3 separate regions of the Homo sapiens genome follow, and all the other regions are linked to region 3. Evidence: chromatin loops called from intact Hi-C (ENCODE). Cell type or tissue: mammary epithelial cell. All regions are shown on one strand.

What was found. Peaks named below come from ENCODE experiments on the same cell type or tissue, not always from the same donor. Only the 100,000 strongest peaks of a DNase experiment are listed, where the experiment ranks them.
Region 1: a loop joins it to region 3, with 6 times the contacts of the local background. A loop is called at or near these places in 8 of 110 quality-filtered maps.
Region 2: it touches region 3 in a loop (3-fold over the local background); 3 of 110 quality-filtered maps call a loop at or near these places.

Annotation. Positions count from the first base shown.
Region 1 is chr5:73,533,727-73,541,726 of GRCh38, forward strand. No RefSeq gene overlaps it. Among named protein-coding and RNA genes, the nearest start is that of ANKRA2, 28 kb to the right of the region's middle. In mammary epithelial cell, a CTCF peak has its summit at 3,277 (motif pointing left); a DNase peak (open chromatin) is centred at 6,675; H3K27ac peaks cover 334 bases.
Region 2 is chr5:73,318,004-73,326,003 of GRCh38, forward strand. No RefSeq gene overlaps it. Among named protein-coding and RNA genes, the nearest start is that of LINC02230, 16 kb to the right of the region's middle. RefSeq lists enhancers at 3,405-4,604, 3,885-4,492. In mammary epithelial cell, no CTCF peak of the experiment used is centred here; DNase peaks (open chromatin) are centred at 518 and 3,928; H3K27ac peaks cover 1,331 bases.
Region 3 is chr5:73,211,989-73,219,988 of GRCh38, forward strand. It overlaps LOC124901002 (a long non-coding RNA gene), which reads left to right and starts at 1,948. Exons shown (of 3, transcript XR_007058818.1): 1 at 1,948-2,293. RefSeq lists a silencer at 4,139-4,318. In mammary epithelial cell, CTCF peaks have their summits at 4,231 (motif pointing right), 4,564 and 6,768 (motif pointing left); DNase peaks (open chromatin) are centred at 4,263 and 4,493; H3K4me3 peaks cover 889 bases; H3K27ac peaks cover 222 bases.

The DNA of each region.
Region 1 (8,000 bases), 320 kb after region 3:
CTTTTAGTTGTCCCACCTTTTCAGATGGAACCAATGTATATTGTACATTATGATTGATGTCTCATGTCTCCCTAAAACATATGAAACCAAGCTGTAACCCAACCACCTTGGACACATGTTCTCAGGATCTCGTGAGACCACGCCTTGGGCCATGGTCACTCATATTTTACTCAGAACTAATCTTTTCAAAATTTTATGGAGTTTGGCTCTTTTCATCCACAGTATACAAGCTCCTGTACCTCACTGGGAGCTTGGGTCTTCATTCTGAAGGCTCTTGTATATACACATTAAATAAATTCGTATGCCTTGTCTCCTATTAATCTGCCTCATGTCAGTAATTTTTTCAGTGAACATTTAGGGAGTCAAGGGCCTTGGCCCCCACACTCTTCTCTCTCCCCAAGCCCACAGGCAGTCATGAAGAGGCACAAGCCTTCTATTCTTGGCTTCTGGACAGTGTGGTGACTCAACCCATTTGCTCCATGCTGTCAACTGAAGAATGATGAAGTCCCTACATGTGGAAAGGAGAGCTTTATTTCTTGTAAAGGGTTGCAGCCTGCAGGGTGGCCATTCTGACAGGCTGGGAAGCATAGCCTTTGGCCAGAAGCCAGAAACGGACACTTTGAGGGAGGGGCAAAGGGAATAGGAATTCATGCTGAGCAAGGTGGTCAAATATACATATTCAAGGAGGAGTCATGGATAGTTATGAAAGAAAAGATATGTGCATATGCAATGGCGCTTCATGCCTCTCCATGGGACTCACGTTCAAACAATATCGGCATTAGTATGATCTGAGGGTGTAGTTTTCAGCCCTCTGATGTCAAAAGGTGTGACAGAGGACACAAAAACCCTCACTGTGCATTTCCATAGACTGGCCAGAACCACTGGTCAGTGGTCACTTATCAGGCAAAAAAGGAGGGGCAGTGTCAGGCTGTTGGTGGATATCCATGGTGGGGTCTTTTGAAAGGGCTGGTTTCTGTTCAGCCCTTGTGGAGGAAAGCCCAATGGCAGGCAGTGAGGGAGGGAGGGTGCATAACGAGGTATGTCTGTCCTTCCATCCCATCATTGTTGGGAACTCAGGCTCAAGGTTTCTCTGGGGTCTCCTTGGCCAAGAGGAGGTCTGTTCCATCAGCTGGGGGGCTTAGGATTTCATTTCTATTTTTCAGTGCTGTTCCATGATGAAAATGGAACCCTGGGGAGCCAGCACTTCTCTTGCTTGCACCATTACGATAAATGAATAAAGCCATGACTCTCAGTGCGGCTTGTTGTTCTAATTGACTAAACTGATTGCTCAACACCTCACATAGTCATTAAATAAATTCTGAGTATGTTCTTGGATGTCAGGGACCCAGATTATGGGTTCAGTTTAATATAAGGATTTTCTCAGTGAACAGAAAAAGAGGAATGGGGACTCCTATTATACAAAGATTGTATCCTCTTCTTGGATTGAGATGGTTAAACAACTTGGTAGAATAGTTACAAGCTGAGAGCTTAGAGAAAAGCTCTGTGCCTGGAACTCTCTGACTCTGGAAAAACCACAGTTGGAGGATGAAAATAATCAGAAACTCAGCAAAATGAAGGCAGCTTAAAAGACAAGAGCAAATCATTGTCTTTTAGTCAAAAGACTTCCCATAAACCATCGAGACAGAGAAAGTGAAGGTGATAGACACTCTGAGAAGGCTGAGGGCAGATGTTTTTCCTCAGGAGGAGGGTTGAGGTTTTAGCTATTGAAAGGGAAAAAGACATGTAGCAGATTTAATTATTACAAGGTCAGGGCAGTGATGGGCACAGAGATTTATGGCAAATTGAAATGACTTCCTCATCCTGGAAAGAAATTGAAGCACCTTCTTAACACTGTAAATGGGAGACAGTAATGAGCTCGGAGCCTCTCTTTGAAGATCGTGGCAACCATTCAAGGAGAGCTACACCAATGGATAAGAGAAAGGGGAAATGGCCACTTTTTTCTTAAACTGGGGCTTTGAGATTCATTTTAAGTATTGTAGAAGACAGAGAAGGACTTTAGTAGGCAGAATAATAGGCCCCCAGAGATCAAAGATATCCACATCCTAATTCCCAGGACCTGTGACTTTGTTAGGTTACATGGCAGAGAGGATTTAAGGTTGCTAATCAGTCAACCGTAAAATAGGAAGACTATCCTAGATTATCTGAGTGAGGCCAGTGTAAGCACAACAGAATTTTTTTTTTTTTTTTTTGAGACAGAGTCTCACTCCTGTTGCCCAGGCTGGAGTACAATGGCACGGTCTCGGCTCACCGCAATCTCCACCTCCTGGGTTCAAGCGATTCTCCTGCCTCAGCCTCCCAAGTAGCTGGGATTACAGGCTTGCGCCACCACGCCTGGCTAATTTTGTATTTTTAGTAGAGACAGGGTTTCTCCATGTTGGTCAGGCTGGTCTTGAACTCCTGACCTCAGGTGATCCGCCCACCTCGGCCTCCCAAAGTGCCGGGATTACAAGTGTGAGCCATCGCTCCCGGCCGCACAACCACTCTTAAAAGTCAAAGAAGGAGGCAGAAGAGAGAATCAGAGGGAGCTAAGATGACAGAAGTGGGGCCAGAGTGATGCGGCATTGCTGGCTTTACAGACCGAGAAGAGGCTGAGAGCCCGGGGCTGTGGCAGCCTCTAGACACTGGAAAGGGTGAGGAAGCGGATTCTCCCCTAAGCCTTTCAGAAAGGGAGACACACAGACCTGCCGACACCTTGATCTTAGCAAAGAGGGATTCTCATTGGACTTCTACAGAATTCTAAGAAAACAAATTTGTGTGTTTTAAGCCACTAAATTTGAGATAATTTGCAGAGGCAAGAATAGGAAACTACTGAGAGATTAAAGGGTGATACATGTGTACTGCTGACTCCACTCTCCACCCTGGAAGAGGTTTGTCCCACAAGCTAACAGCTAAAATGTTTGCATTATAATTGTCATTGCCATCCATAAGAGTGAACATGGCTAGGTGCGGTGGCTCGTGCCTGTAATCCTAGCACTTTGAGAGGTCAAGGCAGGAGGATTTAAGTCTAGGAATTTGAGACCAGCCTGGGCAACATAGTGACACCCTGTCTCTAAAAAAAATTTTTTTAAATTAATTAGCTGGATATGATGGTGCGTGCCTGTAACTCCTGACCTCAGGTGATCCACCCGCCTCGGCCTCCCAAAGTGTTGGGATTACAGGCGTGAGCCACCGTGCCCGGCCTACTATTGCTGGATCCTAACAGATGTCAATGATTTTTCACATTTCGTACTACATCACGACTGCCACCTGGCGGACAGTTGTTGTACGACAGCATTGACTGCATCCTGCTTTCAGAGCGGTTAAAATGAGGGGGAAAAAATTACCATAAATTTACCATAGTACACCTTTAAATAATGATCCTGATCCTAAACTATAATTTGACTTCCTGAGTCCTAGTTGGCACACAGCATTGATGGCATATCACTGTTGTGCAAAGCAAGTGACAAGTGCGCAGCTTACAGCGTAGGAGCAGCACATGTGGCGGCCTCCAAGCTGCTTATAGAGAAGGCTCTTACGTCAGAACTTACATTTAGCCCTGTTATTCTTTCCTTCTTTCTTTTGCAAAATGTAGACAATAGGAAATTATTTACAGTTGGCATCTTCTCTCTCAAATAAAAAATTTAATAGCAGGTCTCAGAAGATAGCCTTCCTGTTTTTTGTTTTTTGCTTTTTGCCTCAGTATTTCAGCTTAGAAAATGCCAAGATAGAGTCCTCCATTTCTATTTTGAGCATGAACTTTGAAAACGCTTGGGAGGCCCGAGTGCTTTACTGTTATTTACTAGCTGTGCAAGTCTTTATAACCCCTTGGGTCTTAGTTTCCTTGCTTGTCAAATCAATGCTTCCAAGTCCTACCAACTCTGAGGGTCTCCTGGGGGAATCCAATGAGGCCATGTGTGGAAGCATTTTGGTAACTTTTTTTTTTTTTTGAAACGGAGTTTCACTCTTGTTGCCCAGGCTGGAGTGCAATGGCATTAACTCGGTTCACTGCAATCTCTGACTCCCGGGTTCAAGCGATTCTCCTACCTCAGCCTCTCAAGTAGCTGGGATTAAGGCATGTGTCGCCATGCCCAGCTGATTTTGTATTTTTAGTAGAGACAGGATTTTGCCATGTTGACCAGGCTGGTCTCAAATTCCTGACCTCAGGTGATCTGCCCACCTCGGCCTCCCAAAATGCTGGGATTACAGGCGTGAACCACTGCACCCAGCCTTTTTTTTTTTTTTTTTTTTTTTTTTGAGACAAGTTTCGCTCTGTTGCCCAGGCTGGAGTGCAGTGGCTTAATCTCTGCTCACTGCAACCTCTGCCTCCCAGGTTCAAGTGATTCTCCTGCCTCAGCCTCCCCAAGTAGCTGGGACTACAGGCATGTGGCAACACACCCAGCTAATTTTTGTATTTTTTGTGGAGATGGGGTTTTGCTGTGTTGGCCAAGCTGGTCTCGAACTCCTGACCTCAAGTGATCCACCGGCCTCAGCCTCCCAAAGTGCTGGGATTACAGGTGTGAGCTACTGCACCTGGCCATTGGTAACTATTTAAAGCTCTATACAAACGTATGACGAGAATCACTGAAATAATATTTGGAGAGTGTTTTGCCAAGTGCCTGGTAGTTGAAACAAATTTTTTCAGGTAAAATTTTTTTTGGCTTAAAATATCTGAGGTCAGGTGCAGTGGCTCACACCTGTAATCCCAGCACTTTGGGAGGCCAAGGTAGGTGGACCCCTTCAGTCCCGGAGTTCAGGACCAGCCTGGGCAACATGATGAAACCCTATTTCTACAAAAAATATAATAAAATTAACCTGGCATGGTGGCATGTGCCTGTAGGCCAAACTACTCCAGAGGCTGAGGTGGGAGGATCACCTGAGTCCAGGGAAGTTGAGACTGCCATGACCCATGACCATGCCACTGCACTCCAGTCTGGGCGACAGAGTAAGACCCTGTCTCAGAAATAAAATAAATAAAATAAAATATTTGGAAAAAAATCAAAAAGGTTGGTTGTAAGTCTATGTAGTGTAAGGAATGTAGTCTATTTTTAGGGTTTAAATTGATGACAAATTATTTTCCTAAGGGACTGCCATTAGAGCATTGCCAAGGACTTCAAGTCCTGCTCAGCGAGTGGGCTGAGGAACACAGTTTTCTGTGTAAGCTGCTGAGACTTTAAGCCCTAGGACTCAAGAGCAGGCTTGACTCTCTCCCAGGTAAACTTGCATTTACCTGGCAGGTACGTAGGGACCTCCTGAGCTGGAGCAGATACCTCTCTCAGAACTTCAAAAAGCCAAACCTCAGAGCCCCCTGTAGTTTCCAAAATGGACCCTTCTAGAAGCTGTGGGGAAGCTTGTGACTAGGAGACAATGAACCCAGATCTGCACAAAACAGGTGAAGACAGAGGCATCCTCAAACTGTCGTGGGGCGGGAGGGGTGGTGTCACTTGGGAATTCCTTCCCCCTTTTCCTCTTGATGGACCTAATTTGAAATAATCCTTCCCAGGTCCTGACTAAATTTCTGCCAGAAGCCTTTTTTTTTTTTTTTCGACAGAGTCTCATTCCGTTGCCCAGGCTGCAGCGCAGTGTCACAAATTGGCTCACTGTAACCTCCGCCTCCCAGGTTCAAGAGATTCTTCTGCCCCAGCATCCCAGTAGCTGGGATTGCAGGTGTGCACCATCATGCCCAGCTAATTTCTGCATTTTTAGTAGAGGTGGGGTTTCACCATGTTGGCCAGGCTGGTCTCAAACTCCTGGCCTAAAGTGATCCACCTGCTTTGGCCTCCCAAGGTGCCAGGATTACAGGCATGCACCACTGTGCCCAGCTGCCAGAAGGATTATAAACCAGCATGACCCAGGCACCTGGAGATGCAGAAAATCTGACCCCCCAGTCCTGTGGCCTTGAAAAATGTGCTCAGGTAAGGATCACAGAAAATGGTCTTCGGCAGACAGAAAGATTAGTGCTGGATTTTATTATTTTGTAAATGGTTTAGCCTATTTATAACTTATGAAGCAGAAACTAAAAACAGCTTAAGTATATGTTTATTTTAATTGGAGATGGGCATATGTTTATGTATGCCAATAACTTTTTGAAAGTATGTCATTATAATGAAACTATTATAAAGATGTGCATATGGGTGCATGTTGTATATATGTCAGCAGACACATATTGACATTTATGCAAAGTTGGTTATTGGAAGTGACTGGTAGTAGATATGACTGGGCTGTTCTTGTGCATAATCTTTGGTCCCTGGAAACCCTGAAGGACTGAGCGTGACCCAGGCAGTGGGTTTCTTCCCCATCAGCTTGGTTGCTTGGCGTTTATCTGCAACTGTCTTCCAAGTAAAGCTTCCCAGGAACTAGAGTCTGGGAAAACCTTACTGGGACTTTGGGTGCCTTTAAGCCATTGGCTATGACAGAGAGAAGTTGTTACTGGAAGGCTCTTGTGACATAACTGAGGGGTTCCTGCTTAGGAGGGCTCTTTTATTTATTTTTGAAAAAAGTAGAAATGTCACCTTTTTTATGATTCAGATGATCTGAAGGCACATCCTTTGCAGTGGAAAGAGAAGAGACTCCTGTTACCTACAATAGAAGGAATAGCCTAGACTGCACTGAATGCAGTGACTCATTGTGGGTTACAGGACATACTGGAGTAAATGCGCCTTACTGGAGTGAGACTTCAGTGACAGAGGGTTGAGTTGAGACTCGTCATCTTGTCTCATTCCTAGGAGGTGCTCAGTGAATACTTATGAAAAGGAAGGGAGGGAGTGTTGAGGGAGGGAGAGAGGGAGGGAGGAAAGCGGCAGGGTCTGAGCCTTCAGGAAGCAGGTGTCAGGCTCAGCTGGAATAATTTAGCCCTGCCAAAGATAACCTGGAAGGATCTTTTCAGAAAAAGGACAAAGCATTTCCCAAAGTAACTCATTTCTCAGTATTTGGAGGGTTGCAAACTAGGCACAACTTGTGTCCTTGCCTGGCGGTCAGTCTGGGCATGATGGATGAACCAGTGGAATGGGTGGCCCCAGGGCTCTGCTGATGGAGGCTGTGTTGTATGGGGTGTAGGCTCTTCTCAGGGAAGGTTTGTGGAGGATGTTGAGCCAGTGAGGGATGGTGGGAGTGTGTGGTGAATGTCTCTGATGCTGGTCCCTCAGAGAGGAGAGAAGGAGGAGAGGAAGAGGGAAGAAAGGAAAGAGGGAAGGAGGAGAAGAGGGGAGGGGACATCACAGCAAACATGACCAGAACCAGAGGGACTGTCTTCACAAAGGACTCCTGGTGCTCAGGTGGCAAAATGGGACCCAGAGTCTAGGGTAGGGATATTCTCCTTATTTCTTGTAACTGTCAACATTCTTAGCATCAGAAACCAACTCTGGTTAAACCAAAAAGGAACTGACTGAAAAGCACCTGGTTCACAGAAACATGGGGAAATCTTGAGAAGCAGGCAGGAGAAAGGGTCAGGCAGCTGCAGGTCCACAGCCAAAATCTTGCCAGTGAGGACATGGCCGTCACATTTTGTGCAGCATCTGCTGCTCCCGGAAACCAGTTATTGCTGTAGCCACTCTGACTTCATTTCTCATACTGCTTTGGATCAGCAGCCACCAATTCAAAACTCTGGGGCTAGCGTGTCTGACTGGTTAAGCCCAGATCACATCCTTGTACTCTAGCTTCAAGGGAGGTGGGAAGAGGAAGGCTTGGGTGGAAAGACTGGACTCTTTGGCTTTCTTAAAAGGAGGTGGAGAGTCAAAAAGGCCCACGAATGTCCACCATTTTCCTGCTCAGTACCATGTGATTTCCCAAAGGAAACCCACACTGCTTAGCCAATTTGAGACGTTGTTTTGGGAGCACTGGAGTACTGGTAAATTTAAACACACACACACACACACACACACACACACACACACACACACACACACACAGCCTGCTCTGAAAACATTAACATAAAGCTGAAAGATAAATTGGCTGTTGGAATAAACTTCCTGGAACACGTTGTTTCAAGATGAATCAGCCAGCCA
Region 2 (8,000 bases), 110 kb after region 3:
TACCCTATTGCTTCTGTAACAAATTACCACGAACTTAGTGGCTTAAACAACACAAATTTATTTTATAGTTCTGGAGGACAGAAGTCTGAAATGAATCTAAAATGCAGGTGTTTCAAAGAAATGGTAAGCGTTTATTACCAGGAGATGTGTTTATTGCTAGGAGACATGTTGATTACTCTGATTTGATCATTACACATGGTATATATACATGGATAGAAATATCCCTCTGTATTCAGTAAATATGCACAATTATTACATGTCAACTGAAAATAAAAGAAAAAGAAGAAAAATAAATAAATAAATAAAATCAAGGTTTTGGTTGGCAGGCCTATATTCTCCAGAGAAGAATCTGGAATTTTTCAGCTTCTAGAAGCTGTCAGCATTCCTTGGCTCATGGCCCTTTCCTCCATCTTCAAAGTGCATAACCACAACCTCTTCTTTCATCATCCCATCTCATCTTTCTTTGTTTAATCTTGCCTTCCTCTGCCTTGTGCTTACATTGAATTCACCTCATCATCTCAAGATCCTTAATCACAGCTACAAAGCCCCGTTTGAGTACATAATCACAAACTCTGGGATTAGGACAAGAACATCTTTCAGGGGTCATTATGCAGCCTGCCACACTTGCTTAGTCACATTCTTTGGGCTCTTGTCACTTCTTGCCATCCTCTATGATGTCACTTTTTGCCTGATACTCCAGAACCCAGTGCTAATAGCAGAACACCCTTTAGCTCATAGTAGGACAGAGCAGAGCAATCTGTCTCTTTTGATTTGACCTGATGGTCTGGTAAGAGGGTACAATTTGCTACTCCTAGGCCAAACTCAGAGGTCTAGCACCTCTAGAATGAAGCTCCATGAAGCCAGAGACTCTTGCCTGATTTATTTATCAGTAAGCTCCAATGCCTAAAACTGTGCCTTCTGGAACATAATAGGTGCTTAATAAATATTTGTTGAATGAACACATTTATTCAGCTTGCTTGTTGCTGGCTGCCCACTTCTACTCAGACATGAATTTTTTAAATTACTCGTGATAGGAAACCCTTTATCTACGTAATAGATTTACTTTCTCCATCTTGAGTCTCAAAATTAGATGCCTGATGGTGCCTTTATCAAAATAAGGAGTATGGGAGAAGGAGCGGTTTTCAGAGGGAAGATACTTTCTGTTCTGTACATACTAAGTTTGAAGTGCTGACGAGTCAACCAGGCTGCGATGTCATGCAGGAAGTTGGAAATGTGGTAGCGAAAAAATGGCAAGGTTGGAAATACAAATTTAGGATTCAACCACACGAAAAATATAGATGAAGTCACAAGATTGATTAAAATGTCAAGGGAGAGGATGTGGAGAGAAAAGAGAAGAGCTCATTTGGTTAATTCTGCAGCATCTAAAATTAGCATGGGTGCCAACAACATATTTTGGTAATAGTCATACATATTAATGATCATGCCCACTGACACATATATTTTTAGATTCAAAGGTTCTAGTAAGAACATATTTCTTACCTGTGACACCCTATTTCCTGTCCTCTCCTAGCCTCAAGCCCCTCTTCCAGGATTGAGGTTTCTTGTATTTACTCACCCACTTTTATTTAAAAAAAAAAGCAAACCTCTCCTAAGGTTTCTGTCCCACCTGTGGGGCCCCTGAGCCATGGTCCAGCAGTTTTCTTCTCCCTGTACACCCTCCACATTTGCCACCAGACCTTTCATACCACAGAGCTTGAAGCACCTGAACATGGGATTGATGGGCTCAGGCAGCTTCTGCATGGTAGTGCCTGCTTGAATTTATTGCCACCACCACCAGTCCCAACCAGACACCAGGATCTGAACTGCGTTGGACACCCAGTCCAGATTTCTATCTGAAAATCTTTTGCTATGGTCTTTTAATTGCAGGTTTTATGGAGACAAAAAGAAATGGCTGACTTTAGCCTCATGATGAGAATGGTGTTATGTATGGTTAACTTGAGCATATTGTAAGCAGTGATAGAGTTTCTGCTATCTGCTCATAATTCCCTCTTCTCCTCAAAAAAAAAGTAGTGAAAACTCATAGCCAGTGTGGGAGCCAGCTTTCAAGATGGCCTCTGGTGGTGTTCACCTGCTGGTCTTCACAACTGTTGTATGCTTCCCTTCCATGTTATAATAGATTGATTCTGTACGGCCAATAGAATATGGCAGAAGTGTTGGTATGTCACTTTCAAGATTTAATTATAAAAGGTACAGATATATTAACCTATTAACCTATAAGTAGAGCAATCTATCTCTCTAATCACTCATTCTGGGAGAAGCCATCAGCCATATTGTGAGCTGCTCTGTGGAGAGGCCCAGATGGTAAGGAACTGAGGCCTCCTGCCAACAGCCATGTGAGTTCGTCATCTAAGAAGTGGCTCCTCCAAGCCTCAGCCAAGCCTTCAGATGACTGCAGCCCCAGCCAATATCTTCACTGAAACCTTCCAAGAGACCCCAAGACAGAAGCACTAGCTAAACTGCTCCTGAATTTCTGACCTACAGAAACTGTGAGATAATAAATGTTTGTTATTTGAAACCATTCAGTTTTAATGGTAGTTTGTTATGCAGCAAGATAACCAATATAACCAGGAATGGGGATCACCCCACACTTATTCCTCCTCTGGATGTCCTAGCTCAGCTAAGCTTCTTCTTGGCCCTTTACCACTCTTGTCATCAGATGGTCTGCCCTGAGATGAGAACATCTTTGCACATGAACTTGCATAATCAGCCTTAACCTCAGTTCATAGGCTAAATTAAAAATTGTTAATAAAGATGTGGAAAAATAATTATTTTAACTGGTATCTAAAGAAAAGCAAATTAATACAAATATAAAATTCTATTTTTTATTTATCAAAATAGTAAGGTTTTAGAAAACATTGATACTTAATGGTGAAAAGGTGGTTCAATCCTTCTGAAATGTATTAAGAACATTCAAAAATTTTGATCTTTGATGCAGAGTTGATTATACTTCTAGGAATAGATCTGATGAAAGTAATGAGAAATGCAGATAGAAATTTATAGCTAAAGATATTCACTACAGCATTTACAGTAGCCAAACATTAGACACAACCTTTGGTCCAACAATAAGGGATTTGTTTTTAAAAAAAGTTATGGGCCGAGCACGGTGGCTCATGCCTGTAATCCCAGCACTTTGGGAGGCCAAGGCAGTTGGATCATGAGGTCAAGGGATCGAAACCATCATGGCCAACATGGTGAAATCCCGTCTGTTCCAAAAATACAAAAATTAGCCAGGCGTGGTGGTGCATGCCTGTAGTCCCAGCTACTCAGGAGGCTGAGGCAGAAGAATCACTTCAACCGTGAGGTGGAGGTTGCAGTGAGCTGAGATCACGCCACTGCACTCCAGCCTGGTGACAGAGTAAGACGCTGTCTAAAAAAAAAAAAAAAAAAAAAAAAGGTACATTTATTTTATTTGAAATTATGTAGCTACTGAAAACTAAGGTTATAAAGTTTTTTACTATGTGGAAAATGTTTCAGTAAAAATATAGGACACAATTATAAACGCAATATAGCCTTAGTTCTAGAAATGTAAATATGCATGAATCGAAAACTGGGGAAAAATGTGCTAAAATATTAGCATCAATTATTGTTTGAATAATCCTCCCCAGCAACGATTTGGAACAATTATTTTCTTCTCCATAGTCCTCAGAATTTTTAGAATTTTCACATTGGAGAGGTATTACTTTTAAATCAGAAAATAAAATGTTTAAAAATTGCATAGATGTAGGCAGTATAGCTTCTTAAAGTATCCAGTATTTGCCTTTGCCTTTTATCCATGAACCACAATGTTTTGGGTGATTCATGAATGATTCACATCAAAAGCCCTGGCCTATCTAAAATTTCATATTTCTTCTTGCTCTTTCAGGTAGGAGATTAATGAACATTCCAGAATGAGACTATGGCGTGGGAAGGAAGTGTGTAATGAACCCAGGAGGATGCCTAGGAGATGTGTCCATTGTAGCATTCTAGGTGTGACCACAAAGTGCCCAGCATGTGGCATTCTGAAGAAGGCCCTATGAGCTCAGCATTCTATTTCCTTTACTCAGAATGGAAGCAGGAAGATAGAATTCAATTGCAAAATGTTGGTCACTGACTCTGAAAAGGATTCAAATTACTGACAGCTTAAAGTAATCAATGCTATGAAAGCCATAATTATCCCAATACTGCAAAGATTTGGAGGTTTAACAACAACAACAACAACAAAAACCAGTTCTCCCAATCTGTGTCTTTCTGTCTGCATCTCTGTGGTTACATAACTAGAAAAGGGCCGGTTCAGGAATGAATCCCAGATGGCTCCGCTCAGTGTTTGCTTTGAAGTCGGTTCAATTCGATTTATCTGGTCTGTGGTTTGAGGATAGGGTGGAAGGATCCAACTACACAACAGTGCCCAGACCCCAGAGTAGGGACAGAACATCTGCTTCCTGGGCACAAGTGCATGAGGAAAGGATTTACCCTTCAAGGGTGTTGATTCTGATCCTGGCTACATGGGGGAGAGGGGTGTGGGGTGTTGCTTCCTGGCCTGCTCAGCCTGGGGTCTCGGGGGCTGCTTCTCACCCTGCTGTGTGAAAGCCATGGCTGTAAGTCCCAGCCAAGCTTGGCCCCACGGGTCTCCTACACCCAGGAAGGTGTCAGACCATCTCAGCTGGGTAAGGTCAAGTGGGGCCCCGGGGTTCCGCCCTTCATTGTGGGTCTTGGTATTTATAGCTTCTCGCTCTGTTCATTTTCTCTCAGGTGGTTAATTATATCATTTCTCTCTCCAGTTTTCTGAAAGGAATAATTGACTCAAGAGGCTGGCCTGTCAAATATTTGTGTAGGGCAGTGTGCAGTGACTGAGGAAGGCATGGAAAGTGAGACAGTGCCATTGAGAATGGCGGGACCACAGAAGGCCAGTGCCAGGAAGGCACTAATGTCATCTAGTTCCCAGGCTGCAGACCCAGATGGCTACAGGGACAGAGCAGGTTCCCTAAAGGCGGGAACTGGGCTGGTATTGAGCAGAGGGACTGTAGGTCGGAGAGTGCGCACCCTTCCTAAAGATATGCAAATAAAAATGTTAATAATAATTTGTAGCCCAAAGAAAACACAATTGCAGGTTGGATTTGGCCCAAGGGTCAGCATTTGGACATTCTTGGGTGGTCCTGCACCTTCAATGTACAGACAATAAACAGGTCCAGGGACCTATCCAGTTGATGACTAGCCGAGCCTAGAACACTAGTCTTCCAGCTCCCTGGCCAGGGGACCTTCTGGTCTAGATCTCTGCTGACAAACTGACGCTGTGACAGCCCCTCCACCCTGCACCCCATAATGACAGTTTGACAGAAAAAGAAAAAGCACTCTGTCAACCCCTACTTATTTCAGGAAATGGCCAGCTACAGAAAAATGTCCACCCCTAACATGAAATGTCCCATACTGCTCGCTTGCCCACTTGCCAAAGGTCTGCCCAGCATCCTCGAAGACCGATCAGAAAGTCTCCCTGCTTCCAAAATTCCCACCCTAATAGAATGATTGCTGATCAGAGACCGTCTCTATATTTCTCTTTCTACTCCATGAAACACGTTGTCCTTTCTAACACTTTTCAACCCCTGCTGAAACCAAAGGGACCTGCAGATGCTTCCCTTGCCACAAGCTTATCAAGAGACACTGCACTCCCATATTTATTGCACAATAGCCAAGATTTGGAAGCAACCTAAGTGTCCACAACAGACGAATGATAAAGAAAATGTGGTACATACACACAATTCAGCCATAAAAAGAATAAGATCTTGTCATCTGCAACATGGAAGAAACTGGAGGACATTATGTTTGTTAAGTGAAATAAGCCAGGCATGGAAAGACAAACTTTGCATTTTCTCACTCATTTGTGGGAGCTAAACATTAAAACAATTGAACTCATGGAGATAGAGAGTGGAATGATGGTTACCAGAGGCTGGGAAGGGTAGTGGGGTGGGGGTAGGGAGGTGTGGAAGGGGCAGATGGTTAATGGGTACAAAAATACAGTGGCATAGAATGAATAAGATTTAGCATTTGATAGCATAACAGGGTGATTACAGTCAACAAAAACTTATTGTACATTTTTAAATAAGTAAAAGAGTGTAATTGGAATGTATGTAACACAAAGAAATAATAAATGCTTGATGTGATGGATACCCCATTTACCCTGATGTGATTATTACACATTGCAAGCCTGTATCAAAATATCTCATGCACCCCATAAATATATACACCTACTGTGTACCCACAAAAATTAAAAATTAAAAAAGAGAAACAGCCGTGTTCATTTTGTCCTGGACATAGGTTTGGACACTGGCATGTGTCAGAAGACTGCAGCTCTCAGGGATTTTGCCCCGTATCTGCCCGTTCCTGGCAGAGTAGATACTCTGTCCCCAGTCACCTGCAAACTGTAACTATCACTCTAAAGCAGCCTGCATTCCTAGGATGCCCCCTGGGAATTTCTGCTCCCCCTGCCCTGGAGCTGCAGGAGAGGTGCATGAGCCCACAAGGATGGGCAACCCATCAGTCCACCTCTGGGCTGTGCACAGTAATTTCGGTGCAGGGTGTTCTCCAGAGTCCAACCATCCTTTGTCCTTGGCGTCCCCCAGTCCCAGCCCCACCTCCTGGCCTCCCAGTCCTAACTTGGGAATTCTGTTCCAGCAGTACCCGTAACCTCTGCACTGCTGTTTTTCTCAACAGTTTTTTCTGTCCTGAAGGAGACCTCATCCAGTCAACATCTACTCACTCAACATTTTCTATGTGGCTCAAGTTCCAAAAGAAGCCTCAGTGAGCAAAAGCCCTTCCTCTCCCTCCCCTGTGAGAGTCTGCCTAATGCCATGATTACAATAGCTAGTATTTGTTGAACACTTACTATTTCCCAGGCACAGAGCTCCCTCTCCTTCACCTTACATTCTTCCTCTCTTTAATCCTCAGGAAAATGCTATGAAGTAGGCATTCTTATCCCCTTTTGTGCCAGTGACAAAATTCAGAGAGATTAAGCAAGTTGCCCAGGGTCACACAGGAGCAGAATTTAGATTTGCACCCAGGTTTAAGCTGGACTCAATCCCCTCCCTCTGTGGCATATTTGCTTTCACTGGGAGCCCCCATTTCTCCCCCACCCCCATTCTGCAGCACTGACTCTGCCCCATGTCACTGTTCCTTGCTAAACTCACTGGTGTGAGTTTCTGGAGGATGAATAGAGAGCAGCACCAGCTGAAGTTCTTCTCAGGTCCTAAGCCATCTAACTTTTACAACCACCACCCACATGATGTCAATTGTATTAACATGCTCCAGCATCTGATTTTAACTATAAATGTTGAAAACATTTTGAAAAGCGTTTTATAACTTTGTTTTTGAAATTATTTTTTATTTCATTTTGACCATTTTGTTTTCTTATTTTGAAATCCATTTAATTTGTCATTCTGAAACATTTTGTAGGCCCTTGAAAAGCCATAGACACTGGGCTTATAGTGCTTAAGTGATGGAAAAACAAAACAAATTGTGGCGATGGGGAAGAGTTATCTGCATGTTGTCCACACCTCATCAATATGCAAACCTTTGATTCAATTTCCGTAAGTATCATTTTTGCCTCCTGCAGAAGATAGCACTATATCCTTCATGTGAGTACTTTCTAGGAGTTTCTGATCCCAAGTCTGATGTTTTGGTGCTAACATTTCCAGCTTGTTGGTGCCGTGAGATGCTAATGATTAAAAACAGAAGGGTGGCTTATGCTGTGCGTCACAAATTCTCAATTACTGAAGCCAGTGGGAACCCTCCTCCCAAGTGAGGGTCAAGGATGGGCAATGATGCACTTGGGAAGCATTAATGGTACCTTATCTCTGGGATGGTTGGTTTGCTAGGGCTGCCATGACAAAATACCATACACTGGGTGGCTTAAACAACAGACATTTATTTTCTCACATTTCAGGAGGCTGAAAGTCCAAGATCAAAGTGTTGGCAGGGTTGGTTTCCTCAGAGGGCTGTGAGAAAAACCT
Region 3 (8,000 bases):
AAACTGGCTAACCATATGCAGAAAACTGAAATTGGACCCCTTCCTTATACCTTATGCAAAAATTAACTCAAGATGGATTAAAGACTTAAATGTAAAACCCAAAACCATAAAAACCCTAGAAGAAAACCTAGGTAATACCATTCAGGACATAGGCATGGGCAAAGACTTCATGACTAAAACTCTGAAAGCAATTGCAACAAAAGACAAAATTGACAAATGGGATCTAATTAAACTAAAGAGCTTCTGCACAGCAAAAGAAACTACCATCAGAGTGAACAGGCAATCTACAGAATGGGAGAAAATTTTTACAATCTATCCATCTGACAAAGGGCTAGTATCCAGAATCTACAGGGAACTTAAGCAAATTTACAAGAAAAAAATAAACAACCCCATCAAAAAGTGGGTGAAGGATATAAACAGACACTTCTCAAGACATTTATGTGGCCAACAAACATATGAAAAAAAAAAAAGCTCATCATCACTGGTCATTAGAGAAATGCAAATCAAAACCACAGTGAGATACCATCTCACCCCAGTTAGAATGGCGATCATTAAAAAGTCAGGAAACAACAGATGCTGGAGAGAATGTGGAGAAATAGGAATGCTTTTACACTGTTGGTGGGAGCATAAATTAGTTCAACCATTGTGGAAGACAGTGTGGTGATTCCTCAAGGATCTAGAACCAGAAATACCATTTGACTCAGCAATCCCATTACTGGCTGTATACCCAAGGGATCATAAGTCATTCTAATACAAAGACACATACACAGGTATGTTTATTGCAGCACTGTCTACAATAGCAAAGACTTGGAACCAACCCAAATGCACATCAATGATAGACTGGATAAAGAAAATGTGGCACATATACACCATGGAATACTATGCAGCCATAAAAAAGGATGAGTTCATGTCCTGTGCAGGGACATGGATGAAGCTGGAAACCATTATTCTCAGCAAACTAACACAGGAACAGAAAACCAAACACCGCATGTTCCCACTCATAAGCGGGAGCTGAACAATGAGAACACATGGACACAGGGAGGGGAACATCACACACCGGGGCCTGCTGAGGGGTGTGGGCTAGGGGAGGGATAACATTAGGAGAAATATTTAATGTAGATGACGAGTTGATGGGTGCAGCAAACCACCATGCCACTTGTATACCTATGTAACAAACCTGCACGTTCTCCACGTTTCCCGGAACTTAAAGTATAATAATAATAATAATAATAATAATAATAATAAAGAAGAAGAAGAAGAAGAAGGAAGAAGAAGGAGAAGAAGAACAAGAACAAGAAGAAGAAAGAAAGAAAGAAGGAGGAGGAGGAGGAGGAGGAGATTATTGAACAAATTGGCATCGCCAGAACATTCAGAAACTGCCAGTCTGCCAATCGGGGAAGTCAGTAATTTCCTTTGTGCTTGTAATTGTGTGTGAACCTGTTTGCTTGTGGTTGTGATTTTACAGTAGATGACATAACAGGGTCATAGTTTTTGCTTGTAAAATTGTTCCTAGCACATTTGAGGGGACTAATTGGTTACACGGTGCCCTGTAGAGATGACTGTGACTTTGCAGGTACTTGATCTCTGACTAGTCTGAGGATCACCCCTGGGGGCTGCCAGGCTTGAAACTTTACAAGATTCCCCTTCGCCTGAGAGGGGGACCATTGGCCACCTGAGCAGAGAAGAAAAGACTTGAATATGCAGCAAGCTCAGCGTATGTGACTTTTGAATGTTCTTGAAATGAGTCAAGAACTCAAATCTGGAGTTTGAACAGGAAACTGGAACACAGTGGGAGGTCTGCGAGGGTGGAGGATGGGCGTGCTTCCAGGATTTCAAAACACAAAACAGGTGGTTTTCAGTGGTGTTGGCTGGCTGGGGGAAAGATGGAGAGGGGAGGGGTGAATAGAAAGTAGGCAGGCTTCTGGGTGGATGGGGCCCAGCACCCACAGCCTAGGCTGGCTGCCTGAGAGTAGCGAGTGACAGGTAAGGGCTCTGAACCTTCCTGCGTGCTACCCAAGGAGTGCCTAGGGCTACCAGGAGGCCCAGGGAGGAACCTTGAGACCTGAGAAAGGCTTTTCTTCCCCGAGAGGACCACTGCTCAGGCTCAGAGGCCATGGGGTGAAGTGCACAAAAAAGTGGGCGTCCAGCCATGCTCTAAGTCCCCCGAAGATGAAGACCAGGGAGCAGCTTCCTCCAATGAAGCAGCAGCAATCAGAGGACCAGGAGGCTGAAGCCCTGAGCCCAGCCAGAGGCAGGATCAGCCAAGTCTGGGACAGGCTTCAATTATTTTAGGGTAAGAAATCTGTGCTTTGTAAATAGCCAGATGTCTTTGCTTTGGTATATTTTAATTTTTTGTTTGTTTTACTTTTTGTTGTTGTTGGTGTTGTTGGTTTAGAAAAACTCGAAGTAAGAAAAGGGTAATGGGATCCTTGTTCATGTCTGGGAAGTCCCAGTGAGAGAGTCAAGGAATCCTCCAGCTACTGAGGCCCCTGGTGAAGTGAATCATGGAAATGTGACAAATCACAACCCCAGAAGAGGCTGCTCTGGAGCCCCCTGGGGAGTCTTTAATGAACTCTTTAACATATTGCATGAACGAAGAAAACGGTGATTTTAGTGACATTTTAGGTATTAGGGACAGAAAGGGAAGCATCTTCCCGGCAGACATAAAAATGGACAATTTAGACATGCCCCATCCTGTTCATACAGGAGGATGGACAAAAATACTTTCTAAGCAGCTGGGACATAATGCGAAATGCCTCTTGGCTCACCCAAGGGTCTTGGCTGCCCAATTTCCCTTTACCCTCTCTAGCCCTTATGCAAAGAACAAAATAAATAGAAGTCTATAGTCTTCAGTCTTTGCAAACAGACCTGCCTGACATCAATTAGCACTAACCTCTGGCAAGTGGCAATCCTCAAAAAAAGCTCCAGGATGTTTTCAACATGAGGATTTTAATGTGTTCTCTAAATGAGGATTCTAATGACCATTTCCCTGACGAAGCAACCAGGCTTGAGATAGTATATGGTGACACTCGTTAAGTGATTCCCTGTGAGTGAGGGATAAACCTGTGAATGGAATAAGGTCCACGGGCCCCCATTCCCTGCCTATTCCATTAGCCATTGGAAATCTCCAGTCAGCCACGGCTGCAAATGGGTGTCCTGGGGCTGGCAATTGACTGATAAGTCCCAGAGCCCTCATTCCAACCTATTGTTCAGAAAACATCCCCACTGTTCATATTTCAGGAGGGCGGGGGAGTGGCAGCAGAGAGAAGCGGCAGGTAATTTATTCAGGAGCTGGAAGCTGAGAAACGGATTTGGTAAGCAAATACTTCAAAGCTCACTAGAGAACTCCCATAAAACATAGACCTTCTGCAGCAACCAGGGAGTGATTTAAATCCAGTTGGAATTTCTAGGGATAAGGAGTAAGACTTATCAACTCAGTTCAGAGCCTCATGAATAATTTCACCTGACACGGGACACTGAACCAGCAGAAATCTGGGATGTCCAAAGAAAAATAGATTTCAAACTAATCTTTGTTCCTCAAGTTTTATTCCTAAGTGGGGAACCGGGGTGGGAGAGGGGAGCCCAGACAGGAAGCTCGCCATTTTTAGACACGTTATATTTTGTCCTTGTGTGAGAAATGTTGGATGGGAAACACATTTTCTGGCAGCTGAAACCTCGCTGGCTGGGCTGGCTAAGGGAAAGGCCACGAACCCACGTACTACCAGGATGTGGAAGTCATTTGTAACTCCCTCTAGGCTAGTACAGGCAGTGAAAGGGGGAACTTAAAATGAAATAAACACCTAAGCCCGGAGCTGCAAAGCTGGGACTACGTTACTCGTGGTGCCTTAAACCCCAAGCTTTATCCGCCCCATCTCCCACCACCTCACTGCAGACACCCTGCCCTCCGTCCGTGCATAACCACGTTCTCGTTCACGAAGCGGCCAGCCTCGCGGCGCTGGGGAGAAGGCTTCCTCCTTGTCCGCACTTCTGGGTCAACAGCCTTAGATGGGGCGGGGGGGGGGGGTGCGGAGCTGCCGAAACCTTCTCGAAGATCCCAGGGAGTCTCTGTCCCGCAGAATCAGCACCATCCTCCTCGGAGCGCAGCTTTTCCTCCCTGCCCAAGTGCGGTGCACCCGCGCACCACCCAAGCGCCCAGCATCGAGGGCGCGGCGGCGGCGGCCAGGGCGGCCAGGGCCCTTGAGCACCCGCGCGGTTTTCCCCCTATGGCCGCATGGGGGCAGGAGAGAGGAGCTGTGGCGCAGAGCACGCGGAGAGGGACCTGGAGCGCGGGAGCCAGGACGGCGCAGGCAGCTGGGGAGGCCGCGGGGCTGCCCAGCGAGTGGAGTGCCCAAGAATTGGCCGGGGTGGAAAGGTCCGCGGGAGACGATCCCCGACCTCCGGGAACAGGCCTGCGGTCGGCCGCCTTGGCACCCAGGCTCTGCCGCCCCCGGAGACTCGGATCGAGCGCTGGAAGTGGCCGCAAGGGACGCGAGGGAGAGCAGAGCTGTGAATCAGCCGGAAAGTCACTCCAACTCCAGGGAATTCCGCTCCGGGAAGAAAGGTGGCGAGCTTCTCCCTGCGTTCCCCTCCACCCCCAGCCTCCGAACGCACCTTCCCTGCGCTGGCGACCAGCTGTCACCCCCATTTTGCAGCTACTGAGACTTGAGATGTTGGGAGCCTAAAGGACATCATTTAGAACATAAAGTAATTATGGTGATTCTGAGCTCTGTGGCCAGAAAGTTTAACTTCAGGAGATATATATATATATAAAATTGAATGGCCACCTTTTCTTTTTCTATTTTCTCCATGTCAGATCTTTCATCTCTTAGTAGAGACTTCTACACCTTTCTGTTATTCCACCCGAAGAAGTTATGGTCACCTGGTTCTCTTTCCTTCACCAAATCGTCTCCATTTTTCTTCTCCCTGCTTCCAAATTTAATTCTCTCTCTCTCTCTCTCTCTCTCTCTCTCTCTCTCTCTCTCTCTCTCTGTCTCTCTTCCCACCACCCCCGCCCAGCCCAGAGATAGGTTCTCACTTTGTCACCCAGGCTGGCGATCTCAGCTCACCCCAGCCTCGACCTCCTTGGTTTAAGTGATCCTCCTGCCTCAGCCTCCAGAATAGCTGGGACTACAAGCGTGCACCACCACACCCAGCTAATTTTTGTATTTTTAGTAGAGACGGGTTTTCGCCATGTTGTCCAGGCTAGTCTCAAACTCCTAGGCTCAAGCCATCTGCCTGCCTAGGCCTCCCAAAGTGCTGGGACTACAGGCGTGAGGTACTATGCCTGGCCCAAATTTAATTCTTAACTCATTTGAACCAAAACTAGCCAAAAGTTCCAGAGGGCTCCAACCCAAATGAAAATGGCCCAGGAAAAGGAGGAGGGGAAAGAAATACACCTACCAAAGATCAAATAATATCTTGTGGGTCCTTACCAAGAGTAGACATGAAATTGTCTCATCAGATAGTCTCCAGTCTTTTGAAAAATCTTTGCTCCAAAATGACTTGCATTGATTTTTTCACTGATGATATTTATTTGGAAACTTCACATAACTTACAAATCATGTAAAATTTTTGCATTCATTAAATCTAGACCTGGGTTCAAAAGGATTGTGAAACTGCAGTGCTGACGTTAATAAACCATCAAGTTAGAAAAAATGAAAAGCATTAAGAGGGAGCAACACTAAAGCAAAGGCTTGTGGGATTTATAGAGTCATCCCCAAAACAAAGTCTTTGTCTTCCTCTTTCTTTCCTCATCCTATTAGTCAACTGAGGACAGCACTTGGACCATCCCTGGCCTGGTCCTTATCTGGTGCTTTGAGATGGGAGAGGAGGCTCCAGGTTATAGTTCTGTTGCACCACCTTCCAAGAATGAAGCTGGTCAAACTGGACAGAACACGATGGTGTAAGTGTGACAGTACAGAAAGTTGGGACAGTGCTGCGCCTTCTGGAAATGGTAGCCCAGCTGCTCAGGTGTGGGCATGTGCTTTGCTCCTTTATGATAGGAAGCCTGCCTTCCAGTTCCTCAGCATCTGCTTTTCTAGCTGGGTAGTGGCCCAGGCCCCTGAGTTTCCACTTTCTTTTTTTGCTGGCTTTTTTTGTTGTCATTGGAAGTCTGGCAATTCATTAACATCTCCACCAGAGGATGGGCAGGAGAAAGGAAAACTGGGAACTCCAGTCTACCTTGCATTTCTTAGTAGTTAGTACCTCTAGTACTAGCTGGGTTTGGTGGGAAAGAGCTGTACTGCTGGCTAAAATGAGATTTTGTGATTATCTGTGGATTTAATCTGGTCTCCTCACATCTACCATTTCCACAAATAATTAGAGATTATTAGACACATTCAGAAGTTGCATTAGCCTCAAAGAATTTAGAGAAAATCTAAATAGGCTTAAATACCATCTTGGAATCCAGAATGTTAAGCTCTATGCTCCAGATAATTAACATTTTTAGGGCCCCTTTTCTCCCCATGGGGCTAAAATCACTCCTGGGTAACAATTAACTGAACACATTCTAAGTCTAATATATTTTGCAGAAAGGGATGAGCTGAGCAGAAAAACAGATGATGCACTACTGTTGCATTAAAAGAGAACAGGCCATGCAGCATTGGAGGTTTGGCACTTCTCTGTTCTCTTAAGATGTATTCTGATTCTCGAGGTATTGAGAAGAGCCTTTGCTCTTTTCCCACCAAACCCAGCTAGTACTAGAAGTACTAACTACTAAGAAATGCGAGGTGGACTGGAGTTCCCAGCTTTCCTTTCTCCTGCTCACCCTCTGGTGGAGATGTTAATGAATTGCCAAACTTTCAACAACAGAAAACAGCCTTTATATTTTCAAAATAAATCTCATCAGTTGGCACGTGTGGGAGCCTCTCAGGTAGTGGGTGATTCATTGAGAGAGCAATGCCTGCTCCATGAGCACAAGTGTGCTGACCCCTTTTCCTGGAGAACATTCTGGACATAAAGTGTCCATCAGGAGCAGGGGATGAAGTGTAGAGAGGGGCCGCAGCCCTTCCTCAATGCCCAGAGGGCTCCTTCCAGAGAACTTGAGTGGAGTACCACCATGGGGTTCTTTTGATTACTTTCCTCCCAGTGGGAGCCCTACATTAGCACTGACATGCAGTGGCACCCCATTATTGCAGGATGGTTGAGAATATGATGATGAGAGTATCTTGTGCTCCTGCAATATTTAACAGTTTTCAAGGCAATTTTATATATGTTATCTTTTTCGTTTTTTGAGATGGAGTCTCACTCTGTCGCCTAACTGGAGTGCAGTGGCACCATCTTGGCTCACTGCAACCTCTGCCTCTTGGGTTAAAGCGATTCTCCTGCCTCAGCCTCTTGAGTAGCTGGGACTACAGGAAGGCACCACACGCACACCACAGAGCGCACCACCACACCCAGCTGATTTTTGTATTTTTAGTAGGGATGAGGTTTCACCATGTTGGCCAGGCTGGTCTTGAACTCCTGACCTCAAGTGATCCGCCTCCCAAAGTGCTGGGATTACAGGTGTGAACCACCACATCCTGCCTTTCTATATGCTATTTTATTTGATGTTCATAATAGCTGTGAGGTAAGCAGTACAGATATTATCTCCATTGCTTCCTGGTGAAGGACTTAGCCACAGTCAGATAACTAGTAAGAGCAGAGTAGAGTTAGAATTGGAGCCTTCTGGTCCCCCTCCTCTGCATGCCTTTCAGGTTCTGTAATAAAACATCATAGTCTCTTATTTGACTACATTGTCATGTCTGTTATATGTTCTTTAAATGGCCACTGCACTCATGCATGCTAATTTTACAATGTTTTAATTATGAAAGTCTGTTAAAAAATTCAAAGTATCATTTCTAACACTATATTTCCTTTGGAATTACATTATTGCAGTTCTATGTATTTAGTTGCATTTCCCCTCTTTAATAATCAGCAAGGTTTTAATCTAACTGTGTTGGACAATTTCCCAAAGCCACTTAGAAAATATCACCTAGCATTCGCTTTATCCCCCAGATCTT